Linked DNA regions of Homo sapiens: all the other regions are linked to region 3. A link is a contact called in ENCODE Hi-C or POLR2A ChIA-PET data. All regions are on one chromosome and are shown on one strand. Each heading gives the region's core, a stretch centred on a gene start or an enhancer-like site at or near the end of the contact. The rest is flanking DNA. Distances are from core to core; before and after follow the strand shown.

What was found. A loop is a pair of places that touch in the nucleus more often than their neighbours do. ChIA-PET counts read pairs that join two places held with the same protein, here RNA polymerase II (POLR2A). Pooled maps may share reads with other maps.
Region 1: a map with no recorded cell type shows a loop between it and region 3 (5-fold over the local background). The contact joins the enhancer-like site here to the promoter of MEIS2 in region 3. A Hi-C loop is called at or near these places in 3 of 37 single-sample maps with no recorded cell type and 5 of 50 pooled maps. POLR2A ChIA-PET finds 5 or more read pairs at or near these places in 1 of 52 experiments (WTC11).
Region 2: a loop to region 3 is called in a map of endothelial cell of umbilical vein, with 6 times the contacts of the local background. The contact joins the promoter of ZNF770 here to the promoter of MEIS2 in region 3. A Hi-C loop is called at or near these places in 1 of 168 maps with a recorded cell type or tissue (endothelial cell of umbilical vein), 1 of 37 single-sample maps with no recorded cell type and 18 of 50 pooled maps. POLR2A ChIA-PET finds 5 or more read pairs at or near these places in 3 of 52 experiments (AG04449, MCF 10A and PC-9).

What each region holds. Positions count from the first base shown.
Region 1 is chr15:35,069,764-35,074,519 of GRCh38, forward strand. No RefSeq gene overlaps it. Among named protein-coding and RNA genes, the nearest start is that of NANOGP8, 13 kb to the right of the region's middle. Within about 2 kb of position 1,453, at least 2 of the 41 ENCODE cell types and tissues checked have a DNase peak (open chromatin) inside an H3K27ac peak, as active enhancers do.
Region 2 is chr15:34,985,725-34,990,333 of GRCh38, forward strand. It overlaps ZNF770 (zinc finger protein 770), which reads right to left and starts at 2,563. Exons shown (of 3, transcript NM_014106.4): 1 at 2,392-2,563; 2 at 1,833-1,949. It overlaps LOC105370764 (a long non-coding RNA gene), which reads left to right and starts at 2,634. Exons shown (of 5, transcript NR_188212.1): 1 at 2,634-2,760; 2 at 3,961-4,086. RefSeq lists enhancers at 1-78, 1,062-1,121, 1,202-1,251, 2,658-2,747.
Region 3 is chr15:37,099,165-37,103,704 of GRCh38, forward strand. It overlaps MEIS2 (Meis homeobox 2), which reads right to left and starts at 1,385. Exons shown (of 12, transcript NM_170675.5): 1 at 291-1,385. The coding sequence starts at 302. LOC124903465 (a long non-coding RNA gene) reads left to right here and starts at 84. Exons shown (of 2, transcript XR_007064581.1): 1 at 84-265; 2 at 637-4,540. RefSeq lists silencers at 107-166, 2,616-2,755 and enhancers at 1,226-1,385, 1,636-1,915.

The sequences.
Region 1 (4,756 bases), core at 203-2,702, 2.0 Mb before region 3:
CCAATCACGTAAAATGAACACCTCCTAAGATTTCCCTTGCCAGGCTCTGCTATGAGAAATGAACATTGATTACCAGGGGATGTGGATAGATTATGAGGTGTCCATAGCAAAGAACAGCTATGAAAGTAATCTCCCTATGGGCCCTTGTACCTGGAATATATAAAAGCATACACTTTGAAATATAAAGCCTTAACCCACAGGACTAAATTCCTGCTCGGGGGATTTCAAGCATACACACACACATTTATTTACGTGGCTCTCCCAGTGGCATACCTGTATTTTGATGGTTATAATGTAAGTAGAGCGAGCATTTATTGAATGTTTACCAAGTACCAAGAATTGTGCTAAGCACTTTTTTTTTTTTTTTTTTTTTGAGACAGAGTCCTGCCTGTTGCCCAAGCTGGAGTGCAGTAGTGTGATCTCAGCTCACTGCAGCCTCTGCCTCCCAGGTTCAAGCAATTCTCTGGCCTCAGCCTCCTGTGTAGCTGGGACTACAGGCATGCACCACCACGCCTGGCTAATTTTGTATTTTTAGTAGAGATGGGGTTTCACCATGTTGGCCAGGATGGTCTCCACCTCCTGACTTCGTGATCCACCTGCCTTGGCCTCCCAAAGTATTGGGATTACAGGCATGAGCCACTGCGCCTGGCTGTGCTAAGCATTTTAAATGAAGAAACTCGTGGCCGGGCTTGGTGGCTCACACCTGTAATCCTAGCACTTTGGGAGGCTGAGGCGGGTGGATTGCCTGAGCTCAGGAGTTCATGACCAGCCTGGGCAACACGGTGAAACCCCGTCTCTACTAAAATAAAAAAACTTAGCTGGGTGTGGTGGTGGGTGCCTGTAATCTCAGTTATCCTGGAGGGTGAGACAGGAGAATCGCTTGAACCTGGGAGGCGGAGGTTGCAGTGAGCCCAGATCACGCCACTGCACTCCAGCCTGGGCGACAGAGTGAGACTCCATCTCAATAAACAAACAAACAAACAAACAAACTCATTTAATCTTTAAATCGTATAAGGTTTGAAGACCTGTAATAGATCTGAGATTTTGCTCTATTTCCAAGCTTCTGGATGCTGGCAGAAGACAGTAGACTTCTGGGTCAGAGGCAAAGGACATTATTACTCATGGCTCAGCCAGCAGCATGAGCATGAGTACATTTGTACAGCTCCCCTGGCCTGAAGTTTCAAGGGGTGCCAGCAAATGGTGGATTGTGCTCTAGGAGAAGAACTCTAAGCTTAAAAAACCTGAATCTTTTATAATGGGCAGTAAGCAGACTGCCCTTTGCTCTGGAGGGAGACATTATTTCTATATTTCTTTTTTTTTTTTTTTTTGAGACGGAGTGTCGCTCTGTTGCCCAGGCTGGAGTGCAGGGGTGCGATCTCGGCTTACTCCAAGCTCCGCCCCCTGGGTTCAAGCGAGTCTCAGGCCTCAGCCTCCCGGGTAGCTGGGATTACAGGCGCACGGCACCATGCCTGGCTAATTTACAGGGTTTCGCCTTGTTGGCCAGACTGGTCTCAAACTCCTGACCTCAGGTCATCCGCCGGCCTCGGCCTCCCAAAGTGCGGGGATTACAGGCGTGAGCCACTTCACCTACCTACAGCTTTCATTTTCAAAACTTCCTTCAATTATGCAATCTGCAGTTACTCAACTTTTTGGTAAACCATACAAGAAGTGCAAAAATGATATATTCATTTCCCTGAGGAAAATTTTGACAATAATTACACATTTGTTTAACCAAGTCAAAGACACTGAGTTGAAAAACTGCCGATTTTGTTATTTTTTACTAGAACTATAACATAGGCTTAGTATATACCGTCACAATTCTACTTTAAATAAGTAGAATTTACATGTTAGCATGCTGAGCAGTTTTTAGACCACTTTGGGCTCACAAAGAGTGACATGGATTTTTTTTTCTCTTTTTATTACAATTTTTTTTTTTTGAGACATAGTCTTGCTCTGTCGTCTAGGCTGGAGTGCAGTGGCGCGATCTCGGCTCATTGCAAGCTCCACCTCCTGGGTTCACGCCATTCTCCTGCCTCAGCCTCCCGAGTAGCTGGGATACAGGCGCCCGCCACCACGACCAGCTAATTTTTTGTACGTTTTTTTTTAGTAGAGACGGAGTTTCACGGTGTTAGCCAGGATGGTCCTGATCACCTGACCTCGTGATCCGCCCGCCTCGGCCTCCCAAAGTGCTGGGATTACAGGCGTGTGAGCCACCGCGCCCGGCCTTTATTACAATTTTTATTGAGATAATTTTGATATGCAGTTGTAAGAAACAATACAAAAAGGTCCCTTGTACACTTTGCCCAGTATCCTCCAATGCTACCATTTTGCTAAACTATGGTATATTGCAACTAAGATATTGACATCAATACAATCCACTGACATTATTTGTATTTCAACAATTTTACTTTTATTCGTTTGTGTTTGTATTAAGCTCTACACAATTTTATCACCCATGTAGATTCGTGTATCAACCAATACGATCAAGATATTGAACAGTTCTTGCCCTTTTATAACCACACCTACTTTCCTCCGGATCCCCCATCCCAATACGACCCGTGGCAACCACTAATCTGCTGTGTATCTCTGTAAGTTTGTCATTTTATGTAAATGGAATCTATAGCCTGTAATCTTTTGGAATGGGCTTTCTTTTTCACCCAGCAAAATTCCCTGGACATACATCCAACTTGTGTGTATCAATTGTTTCCTCCTTTTGATTACAGAGTAGTATTTCATGGTATGTATGCGCCACAGTTTATTTAACCATTCACCTGTTGAAGGACATTGATGCTGATTACTTTTTTTGCTGTTACAAATACAGCCACTAGGAGCATTCATGTTTTTGTGTGACTGTGTTTTCTTTTCTCTGGCATAAATGTCCAGGAGTGCAATTGCTGGGTTAGATTTTAGTTGCATATTTTCATTAGTGTTTACATGTACTGTAAGTGTGGGAGTATGTGTGAGAAATATCATAAAATTTTATCCCATGTGTAGATTAAAAACTTTTTAAAAATATAATATCAACTTTTATTTTAGATTTAAGGGGTATGTGTGCAGGTTTGTTACATGAGTTTATTACATGACACTGAGGTTTGAGGTATGAAAGACCCCATCACCCAGGATCTTTAACTTCTACTCTTATTACTTCCACTGCCTATTGGGTACTGAGCATAGTACCCAATAGGTAGTGTTTCAGCCCCTGTCCTCCTTCCTCTCTCCTGCTTCTAGTAGTCCCCAGTGTCTGTTTTTCTCTCTCTTCTTTTTTTTGACACGGAGTTTCGCTCTTGTTGCCCAGGCTGGAGTTCAATGGCATGATCTTAGCTCACTGCAATCTCTGCCTCCTGGGTTCAAGCATTCTCCTAGCTCAGCCTCCCAAGTAGCTGGGATTACAGGCATGTGCCACCACACCAGACTAATTTTTGTACTTTTAGTAGAGACGGGGGTTTCCCCATGTTGGCAAGGCTGGTCTCGAACTCCTGACCTCACGTGACCTGTCTGCCCTGGCCTCCCAAAGTGCTGGGATTACAGGCATGAGCCACTGCACCCAGCCCTGTTGTTCTCATCTTTATGTCCCTGTGTATCCAATGTTTAGTTCCTGCTTGTAAGTGAGAACATGATGCAGTATTTGGTTTCCTGTTCCTTTGCTAATTTGCTTAGCATAATGGCCTGTAGCTACATCCATGTTGCTGTAAAGGACATGGTTTTGTTCTTTTTATGGCTGCATAGTATTCCATGGTGTATATGTACCACATTTTCTTTATCCAATCCATTGTTGATGGGTACCTAGTTGATTCCATGTCTTTTCTGTTCTGAATAGTGCTATGATTAATGTATGAGTGCATGTGTCTTCTTCATAGAATGATTTTTTTTTCTTTGAGCATATAATCTCATTGCTGGGTTGAGTAGTGGTTCTGTTTTAAGTTCTTTGAGAAATAAAACTGCTTTCCACAGTGGCTGAACTCTTTTACATTCCCACCAATAGCATGTAAGTGCTTCTTTTTCTCTCCAGCCTCGCCAGCATCTGTTATTTTCTGGCTTTTACAAGCCATTCTGTCATGGGTCAGATGATATATCTTTTTTTTTTTTTGAGAGGAACCCTCACTCGGTTGCCCAAGTTGGAGTGCAGTGGCACGATCTCTGCTCACTGCAACCTCCGCCTCCCGGGTACAAGTGATTCTTCCGCCTCAGCCTCCCAAGAAGCTGGGACTACAGATGCGAGTCACCACACCCAGATAATTTTTTGTATTTTTAGTAGAGACAGGGTTTCACCATGTTGGCCAAGCTGGTCTCAAACTCCTGACCTCATGATCTGTCTGCTGTGGCCTCCCAAAGTGCTGGGATTACAGGCGGGAGCCACCGTGCCCAGCTGAGATGATATCTCATTGTGGTTTTGATTTGCATTTCTCTGATGATTAGTGATGTTGAATGTTTTTTCATATGTTTGTTGGCTTCTTGGATGTCTTTTGAAAAGTTTCTGTTTATGTCTTTTGCCCACTTTTTAATGGTGTTACGTGGTTTTTGCTTGTTGAGTTGTTTAAGTTCCTTATAGATTCTGCATACTAAACCTTTGTTGGCTGCATAGTTTGCAACTATTTTCTCTCATTCTGTAGGTTGTCTGTTTACTCTGTTGGCAGTTTCCCTTGCTGTGATACAGACGTGTATATGGCAAATCTAAATAGCTTAATCCGATCAGTTGTTATACTAAGATACTTTATGCTTTGTTCTCCAACTCCAAATTGGCTCCTTAACCAAGCGG
Region 2 (4,609 bases), core at 1,313-3,812, 2.1 Mb before region 3:
CTCTACTAAAAATACAAAAATTAGCTGAGTGTGGTGGTACATGCCTGTAATTTCAGCTACTTGGGAGGCTGAGTCAGGAGAATTGCTTGAACCCAGGAGACGGAGGTTGCAGTGAGCCGCCAAGATTGCACCACCACACTCCAGCCTGGGAGACAGAGCAAGACTCTCAAAAAAAATTTAAAAATAAATACATAAATAAAAATAGGGGATAAATAATAGTAGAAAGTATCAGACTGCATACTATATAGCAAGGATAAATATTGTTTTGTGAAACTTCTGTAGGAAGAAGTAAAAAAGTTTATGAAAGCTGTTCTTAACATGCCTCTTCATACTAGACAAAGGAACCTACAACAAATCGACCACTTTATTCAAAGTGGCCAAGTGATCTATTAAGGTGAGAAAGATAGGGGCCCATAGTATGAGACAAGATTACTAAAGAAAGCAAGTGTCTGGTTTTCTTCACTTGACCCATATTATTCCAAAATATTTATTTTAAATAAAAATCATCTAATTACAGGCCAAATGGAAAATGCCACATAAATCCACGCAAAATAAAACAATCTGACTGTAAGCCAGTATAGTAGTAAAATATATCATATAACCCAGATATCAATGTTAACCAACAATCAACTCTTGGTGCTATGAATATGCATTTTCAGTAGCTTGAATTAGAGAAATTAGAGGTGAACAAGCTCCAAAGTCTCTAAACATGCCGATACAGAGCAACAGTCATGATAATTAAAATTAAGTCATGAATCCAGTGAACTGCAAAGAACTTGGCAGCAATTAGGTGCCAAGGTAGTCAATCAGGACAATGAGTCAAACCAAAAGTAATCAAGCCTTTATTCACTTACTGTGACAGTGCAAGCAAGTGGTAAAAAGAGGCACTGGCTCCCCAGTGGTCTACTAAATACAAGGACACTGGGTGAGGGTCAGTTGATGCAGTGCATATGAGGTAATCCTCTCACTGAAAGGAGCCCCTAACAAAAATCTCCTGCCTCTTATGGAACTTCAGAATAGGAAAGGGAGGGGAAGGTCTAGGAGTGAAAGAAGCTGGGTCAAAAATGGAGAAAAGTGTCTTAGCCACGGTCCTTCCTAGGAGGGCCTCCAAATGGAGGTACCCAGGCTAGGAAAGAAGTTATGGGATTTGCATATCTAGCAGGAGGGGCAGGGCAAGTCCTTGACTGCAACCCCCTCCAGAAAACTGCAATGCACCGGCCCATATCGAGTATGGTGTGGGAGGACAGCTTGGCCCTTGAGGCCAGTCAGGCAAAGCCTGGTAATTGTCCAATGTCAGGACTGAATGATCACACAGGATTTTGGTATAAAGCCAGATTCAATTCCTTTTGTATGTTTCTTCTTCCCTTTAATAAATGCTTTCGTGGAACACGCCTAAAAGAAAAAAATCACACACCACAACTACCTCTGATTAAAACAGGGATTGGCTACCTACAGCTCCTGTACCAAAAAGGAGCTACGGTTAATCATCCATTGTTAGCACTAAGATTGGATAACTGTTGTCACTTGCCTCCCACCACGTGGAAAAGCACTTACTGGGAGCCCTAGATTGTTAGAACCATTAGTGGCAAGTGGTGATCCTATCTCCTGTTTATGAGAGTCAGGTTAGGGATCCTCACCTCACGCACTCATGGAGCTCCAAATCCCATTTCAACCGATTTTTGTTGATAACATAAAAATAAAAAAGACTGTAATTTTTCTTATCTTAAACTGAAATAAAAGAATAGTAGATCTGCTCAGTGGTTCAATCCAGAATTTATCCTGACAAGAACAAGATACTCTACGTGAAGACTGTAAAAACTGTAAAAACTGACCTCAATAATATCCAATGTTGCCTCAAGGCTGAAAGCCTGTTGATTTTCTTGTCTTGACTAGTACCATTAAAACGATGTGAGGATTTCACGAAAGTAAGCGAACAAGAAATGAAAGACCTAAGAGAAACACACACAACTTTCAGTTGGGGAATAATCTCCGGCGGCTGCTTCTGCCCCACTCGCCCCGGGCCCATTCTCTTGGCCTTGAACCCTCACCTCTCCCTCCCAGTGGACTACACTGGACAAAGGACACTGACACACAGTCCTCGTTCTAAAGGCCCACAACCAATAATAAGCACGTAATGGTCGAGCCGAGTCCAGAAACCACAAAATCCCACGCCAGGAAAGGAAGGGTAAGGGTAAAAACTGCTTTGGCTGCAGCCAGGATGAAAACGCCACATGTGATACAACCCACAGCAACAACAAAAAAAAATCCCTCTACGCCTTCCTCTCAAATTTCTGCTCCGCGTGAGACGCACTCAATAGGTGGGGAAGTGAGAAAGCAAAAGGAGCTCAGGAACTGAGGTTGTGGAGCCCCCGTTCTTGGGTCCCCAGGCACCTTGGCGGTATTGAGGCAGGTCCGACCCTCCCTGGGGGTCGCTCCACTTCTCAGTCGGGTTTCTGAAGTCCTCCTCACGCATCTGGAGCTGGCGAGGGCCCGGGAGGCACGCACCTCAGGCCCAGGTGCCGCGAAGGCAGCGCGCGCACGTCCGCAGGGCCGGCGCGGCAACGGGCTGAGCGCGCAGGCGCGGCGCTCTGGCGCGCCCAGGGACACAGTCCGGCTGGAAACAAGCTCCCCCCAATTTCAGGGCCGTTGTCGCCTCCGGGCGGTCCGCGGGTCCCGAGCGGACTGGGACTCTGGAGACGTGCCCCCAACCCCACCGCCATTCACCCTGTCATTGCAGGGGAGAGAACAGAATAAAGACGGGTACATTTTCCATCTCACCTCTGAACCTCGGTTAGGAAAACGCTGTAGCCCTGACTAGTGGGCTCAAGGGCCGACTGGAAAAGGGCGAGTCAGCGTTCAAAGCCGATTCGGGGCAGCCCTCTCTAACGCAGAGGGCCGAGGATAAGAAGACGACAATGTGTTAGGGGCCCTCCGGGCTAGGACTGTCCTCACCACTTTGTACATTGCCAAAGTAAATATAACGTAGAGGTCAAGCGCAGGCGCTTTGTGGGCAGACATGACTGAGCTCCACTCGCGACTCCTCTAATGGCGTGCCAGCTGCGGACCTCATTAGCCCCGCCTCAATCATTCAGTATGTTTTGGTTGTCTACAGTGTACGAAGCCCTGTTCTCACAATTAGATAAAATGAGTGTGAAGTGCTCAACATAATTCCTAGTGTAGTAGGCCTTCAAAGAACTATTATCATTATTAATTACTCATATAGAATACAACTTTATGAAATGATAGGATCCCATTTTAAGATGAGGAAAATGAGGCTATCAGAGACGTTAAGGAACTTAATGTCACACAGTTAATAAACGATAGAGGTGCGATTTGAACACAGGTTGTCTAATACCAGACCTGCATTTATAACTGCTGCTTCCCAAGTTATAGATATTTCAGCATTTTATGTAGTCACAATTGAAGACCAAATATTTAGTTACAGACTAAGTTGGCATGTTATTACTGAATAAGATGCTAAGGTATCTACTAAAGATTTTAAGTGCAAAAGGCATTAGAGAAGAATTTACTGTGGATTTTTTGCAGGTTCTGATTGTAATTGTATCACCTTGAGAAAGGAGGAAATGAAAGCAGATTATCAGGCATACTTTTTTAACTCTAAGCAACTTTTTGCATTACTTTCTAAGGACCATCAGCAACAAAAATCAATGGTTTCTAATGTTGATATATTTTCCTCTACCAAAAAAATTAAAGCAGCTGAGCCAACAAAAATTCTCTGTTTTGGATGTGTTAGCATGAGGAAATGGCGAATAGGAAATGAGCTTTTGCTTCTCATGTAGGAACCCTGAAGGAGTCAGATTTGGGAGGGGTTGAAGTCTGCTTCCAACAGAAGCAGGGGTGGAGAAGGGAAAGGAAAGACTTCTGGTGTCCTAAATGCTAGTCCCAAAGTGGGGATGCTGTTTGTCCGGATAACCCTTGTAAATCTGCTCCATTCTGCAGCTACTCCTGGGAAACTTAACTCAGCCAAATAATGCAAACAATTGCATCCATCATCAGCCACATCAGCCTTAGGAGATACATCCATATCATGAGAAAACACTACCTGAAATTGGGGACCACTGGAGGGTGAGATTCGTTCTTTATCCATTACCTGCAAAACAAATTGGCCTTTGCATGGAGAGTCTGAATATATATTGAGTGTGAAAGCAGTTAGGACTTGAATAGGCTATTCTCCAAGGCCACATGCCCCATGTCATAACCTCCCCCATTTACCGTGAGAGCTATCTCAGGAGCCTTCTGGAAAAAAAAGAGAAATTAACATGAATAAGAGTAATCAAGGAAGATTTCATTGAATATGTGAAATTTGAACTAGCAGTAGTGGGTAGACTATGAATAAATAAAAAATGTGGGGGCAGGACAGAACATGGTAGGGCAGAGGTGGCAGGGTGAAGAAAAGATAGTATGAGAATGAAAAATAAAGGGGGTGCATGACATACGTTTGAATTAGTATCTTAATGCTGCAGCTTACTAGTTGTGTCCTTAGAAGTTATTTAACCTAGGCTGGGCGCGGTGGCTCACACCTGTAATCCCAGCACTTAGGGAGGCCGAGGCGGGTAGATCATGGGTCAGGAGTTCGAGACCAGCCTGG
Region 3 (4,540 bases), core at 135-2,634:
TTGCACACGCACACACACACACCACTCACACGCACTCGCCGCCCGCCCGCTCGCACAGCGCTGGAACACGCGCGCCCAGACACGCACACACGCACGCACACACACTCGCACACACGCAGAGGCACGGGAGGGAAAGAAGCCGATGAATAATTTTGCTATTTTTTAAAATACTGGCCGCCATCATCAAGCAGCGAGCAGCAGCAGAAGCGTTGAAGGGAGAGGAGGCATCGGGACAGGCCCCTCTTAGGAGAGGATTTATATCTAGGTAAGTGTTGGAGATTTAAACCTACCCTTTGCGCCATCAGTCTGCGCTCCAATAAACTCCTGGATGTGTCGTATATTTAATATCCCAGTCCGGATAAGAAAGTGATCTAGGCTGAAGATTCCTTTTTTTTTTTTCCAAACCAAAGAGACTTCTCCCAATTCTCCAATATGCTATTTTTTAGGGGGGAAAAAAAGCCCAGTCTAGACAACGAAGAATTTTTTTTTCTGTGATATTTCTTCTTTTTCTCTTTTTTCCTCTTCTTCCTCCTCCTCCTGATCTTCCTCCTCCTCCTCCACCTCCTCCTCCTCCCCCCTCCCCTCCTCCTCCTCTTCGGTCCTCCTTTCCCCCTCTTTCTCTTCTCTTCCCCTCAGTTGGAAAAAAAAAGAAAGAAAAGAAAAAGAAGAAAAAGAAGAAAAAAATTGTCAAGCCCCCGAACTGAAGGTTACGAGCGGCCCGTCAGCAGCCCACATGTAACCGAACTGTCGTGTTTCATGGCTTTTTGCCACTCCAGCTGTCAATCAAAGCCCGGAATGTCAAGGTAGTGAATGAATGATGGTTGATGATGATGAAGAGGAGGAATCTTTCAGACCCGTTTTTTTCTTCCAGTAAAACTCCGCGAGGGGTTTCTGCTTCTTGAATTTTTTCCTCCCCCCTCCCCCCTTTTTTAGCTTTGCCCCCGCGGTATCTATAATACGATCCTCTCTCTTTAAAGTATTGTTCAAAGAAAGCAGTGAGAAAAATCAAGAAAAAAAAATGAATAGTTTGCAAAAATTGGACTTCCTCCCCCCCTTTCCTGGTAGGTATTTTGTCTCTCCCTCTCTCTCTTTCTCGCTCGCTCGCTCGCTCTCACTCGCGCTCGCTCTCTCGCGCTCGCTCTCTCTCGCTCTCTTTCTCTCTCTGGGAGATGAGTGAGTGTCAGTAGGTGTTGGCAGGTTGGCTGCTGCCTGGCTTATTGAAGAGCCTCAGTTTGGCGGCGCGGGTCGGCGGCGGGAGAACGAAATGACGGAACCCGGAAGTCGTGGTGGCCATAGCCCGTCGTACGGCGGAGACACATCCCGGGAGTGGGGAGCGGGAGCGAGGAGGAGCGCGCCGCGCCGAGCCTCTGATATGCAACGAGTGCGATCGGACAGCCCCGGCTGGGGGGGTGGGGGAGGCGGGGGGGCGGGAGGGGGAGGGGAGGCTCGAGCCGGGCGGACCCGAGCAAATCAGCAAGCCTGCTCCTCCACGGGGATGGGGGACGGCGGGGGGGAGGAAAAGGAGAGTGTGTCTGTGTGTGTGAGTGTGTGTGTATGTGTGTGCGTGCGCGCGTGTGTGTTGCGCGCGCGCGCGCGCGAACAGGGAGAGAGGGAGAGGGGGAGAGAGAAGAGGACAGGGAGAGCGCAGAGAGGAAAACTGCAGAAAACCACAGGGAAAGTACGGTACCGCCTCAGATCTTTTCATTTAAAAAAAAAAAAAAACTTACTTCTAGTTCATTTTCCCATCACTCCCGGCTCCTGCCTAACTGGGTCTTGCCGGGGACGTTTGGCATGGCGCTCTAGCTTTTGTTCCTTTTAATTCCGCGGCCTCCCTCTCCTCTGCCCGCCGATTACAGCACCCCGAAGGCTTCCTGCTAACGTCCAAGGGCAGCAAGCTCTGCAGACGGTACCACTGCCGGGCTAAATTTTTTATTAAGTGGCACTTTCTTTTCTGCGCAGATCCAGCAACCTTGTCAATACTCATTTTTTTCCAGGACCAGAAGAGACCAGCTTAACTCAGAGCACACTCCCTCCAAGCGGTGCGGACAAGGGGCCACCCCGAGAGTCTTTGGGGGCCGCGGCGGAATCGGGAGGGAGGAAGTGAGGAGGCAGTCATCTGGGTCCGATGTAGCCAAAGGCGTGTGTGTGTGTGTGTGTGTGTGTGTGTGTGTGTGTGTGTGCGCGCGCGCGCCCGCGCGCCCGTGCGCGCGCGCGACTAGTGTGCGTCTCCAAAGTGGATCTCACTCAGAGCTGGGAAGCACAGGAGGAAAAGACGGAGAGAGTGGGGGAGAAAGAAGTTGCCGGGCGAGGAGGAGTGGCCGGCGCTCACAGCCCAGCTTTGTTGTGGTCGCCCGAGGCGCAGCGGCGGGCCGCGGTAACGCCTGCTAATGGCTGTGTTAATTACACAGGGGCGATTTCGCGGGGTCAGGGAGATGGGGCCAGCTCCGAAAGAACTTTTCCAAAAAGGAAAAGGAAACGAAGGGAACTACCCCACACCGTTTGGGTGGAAACTAGTTGTGGCCGGTGCCCTGTCCTCCCTGGCCCGAGCTGCACCAGGCTTCACCTCTGCGCGGCTGGTTTCCCGGCGGCCGCGCGTCAATCACTACGAGCCCGGAGTTGGGGGCGGAGCCACGGTCACCCCGCGCAAGCCTTGCCGCCCAGCAGCCCCCATGCCCCTCGGCCCCTTGTGGCGCGGCCGGGCGGACAGGCGCTGGAAGCGCGTCCTCTCCCCAACTTCTCGCTCTCGCCCTCCCAGTCCCTGGCCCAGAGAGTGGAAAGCGGACTGTTGTTCTCCAACAGCCGCATCCCTCCCCAACTTTGAACCCATTCTGAGAAGTGGAGAGTAGTGTCTTCCGCGAGCCGCGTCTAACCGACTTTCCCGCGGAGGGAGGGTGGGATGGGGGAGGTTGATTAGAGAGAATAAAGTACTCTGTGTGTGTGTTGTGTGTGAGAGAGAGAGAGAGAGAGCGAGAGAGAGCGGGGAGGAGGGCGGGTGGGAGGGCTCTTTTTTTTGGCCCCCGTTCCATGTTCCCTGCTTCACTGTAAGCTTTCGAGCAACAGAAACTAGGCTAAGATTGCAGCCTGCAGAGACTCCAAGCGGAGTCGGAGAAATTTGGCCTCGTTTTAATAGGGCTGAGGAATGAACTCCGGAGGTCAATAAAGCCCTCCAAAAATGATGAATGATTGAGCACCTGTGATGATGATAGTGATTACCAGAGCAATTAAACAGTTTGATTAAATGAGCCATCATAACAATGATGTCTGCGGGAAATCGGCCCTCACATATAAAGAAAGATAGTGCGAAGGGGCTGGCAGAGGCGCGGATAGCGCGACGCCAGGGAGAGGGGCTGCGGGCCGCGAGGTTTCTGCCCAATGGCCCGAGCAGGGACGGCCAGACTCACGGAGCTTCAGGGAGGAGAGTGTAGCCCAGGTTTTCAGCCACTCTTTTTTGCCGGGCTTCAAGCCTGCTAGAGCCGACGGGTAGGAAATCTGAAGGTTGGGGGGAGGGTACTTCCTCCACGTCCTCTTTTTTTTCCTAGAAGAACTCCAAGATTAAAAGTATCCTTATTTGTTGCTGAGTTGCTCGTCGACATTTAAGAGAAGGTGAGTAAAAAAGAAAAGAAGATGAAAGAGAAAAGAAAAAGTTGGTCTCCAGAATTTTATTTCAATCGACAGTTACGCGAATTCAGTTTAGCCGGGACCGGGAGGTTTGAGAGTGCGGCGGGGTGGGGAGGGGAAAAAAACAAAAACGCTGCGGAGCGTTTTCGACTTTGCAAAGCTGTTGATGTTGGTGGGTCCAAGTTCCCGGTGCAGCGCCGCTGGCTGAGAAATTTGTACTCAGTTTTTACTCTTCTAATTATTCTTAAATTCAATTTAAGAATTTAAGTTTATCGTCGCCAATAGGATTATTGTTGTTTTAAATGTCTTGTTCAATAAGTGCCAGTTACGTTTCTTTTTAAAAGAAATTCCTCAGTGTCCTTGATAAACCTTTTTTTGTAAAGATCAACTTCATGCGGAACCTCTGCCTTGCAGGGTTTAAACATTCAACATTGCTACCTTCTGTTTCTTTTTCTGTTTTTATAGTGATACTGTAAAGTGAGTTAGCATCTCTATAGCTTTCATTTAGAAAAACTTAAGTCGCATTTTTAGAAAAATATTCCTTCCCTTGCAGTGTGAGTAAAAACAACTCAGACAGATTGATGATTTCTATATTTTCTTTTCTTTCTTTATCTTCTTTTTCTTTTTTTCTTTTCTTTTCTTTTTTTTTCTTTTTTTTTGAGACGGAGTCTCGCTTTGTCGCCCAGGCTGGAGTGCAATGGCGCGATCTCGGCTCACTGCAACCTCCGCCTCCCGGGTTCAAGCGATTCTCCTGCCTCAGCCTCTTGAGTAGCTGGGATTACAGGGGCGCGCCACCACGCCCGGCTAATTTTTTGTGTCTTTAATAGAGACGGGGGTTTCACCATATTGGCCAGGCTGGTCTCGAACTCCTGACCTCCTGATCCACCCGCCGCGGCCTCTCAAAGTGCTCGAATTACAGGCG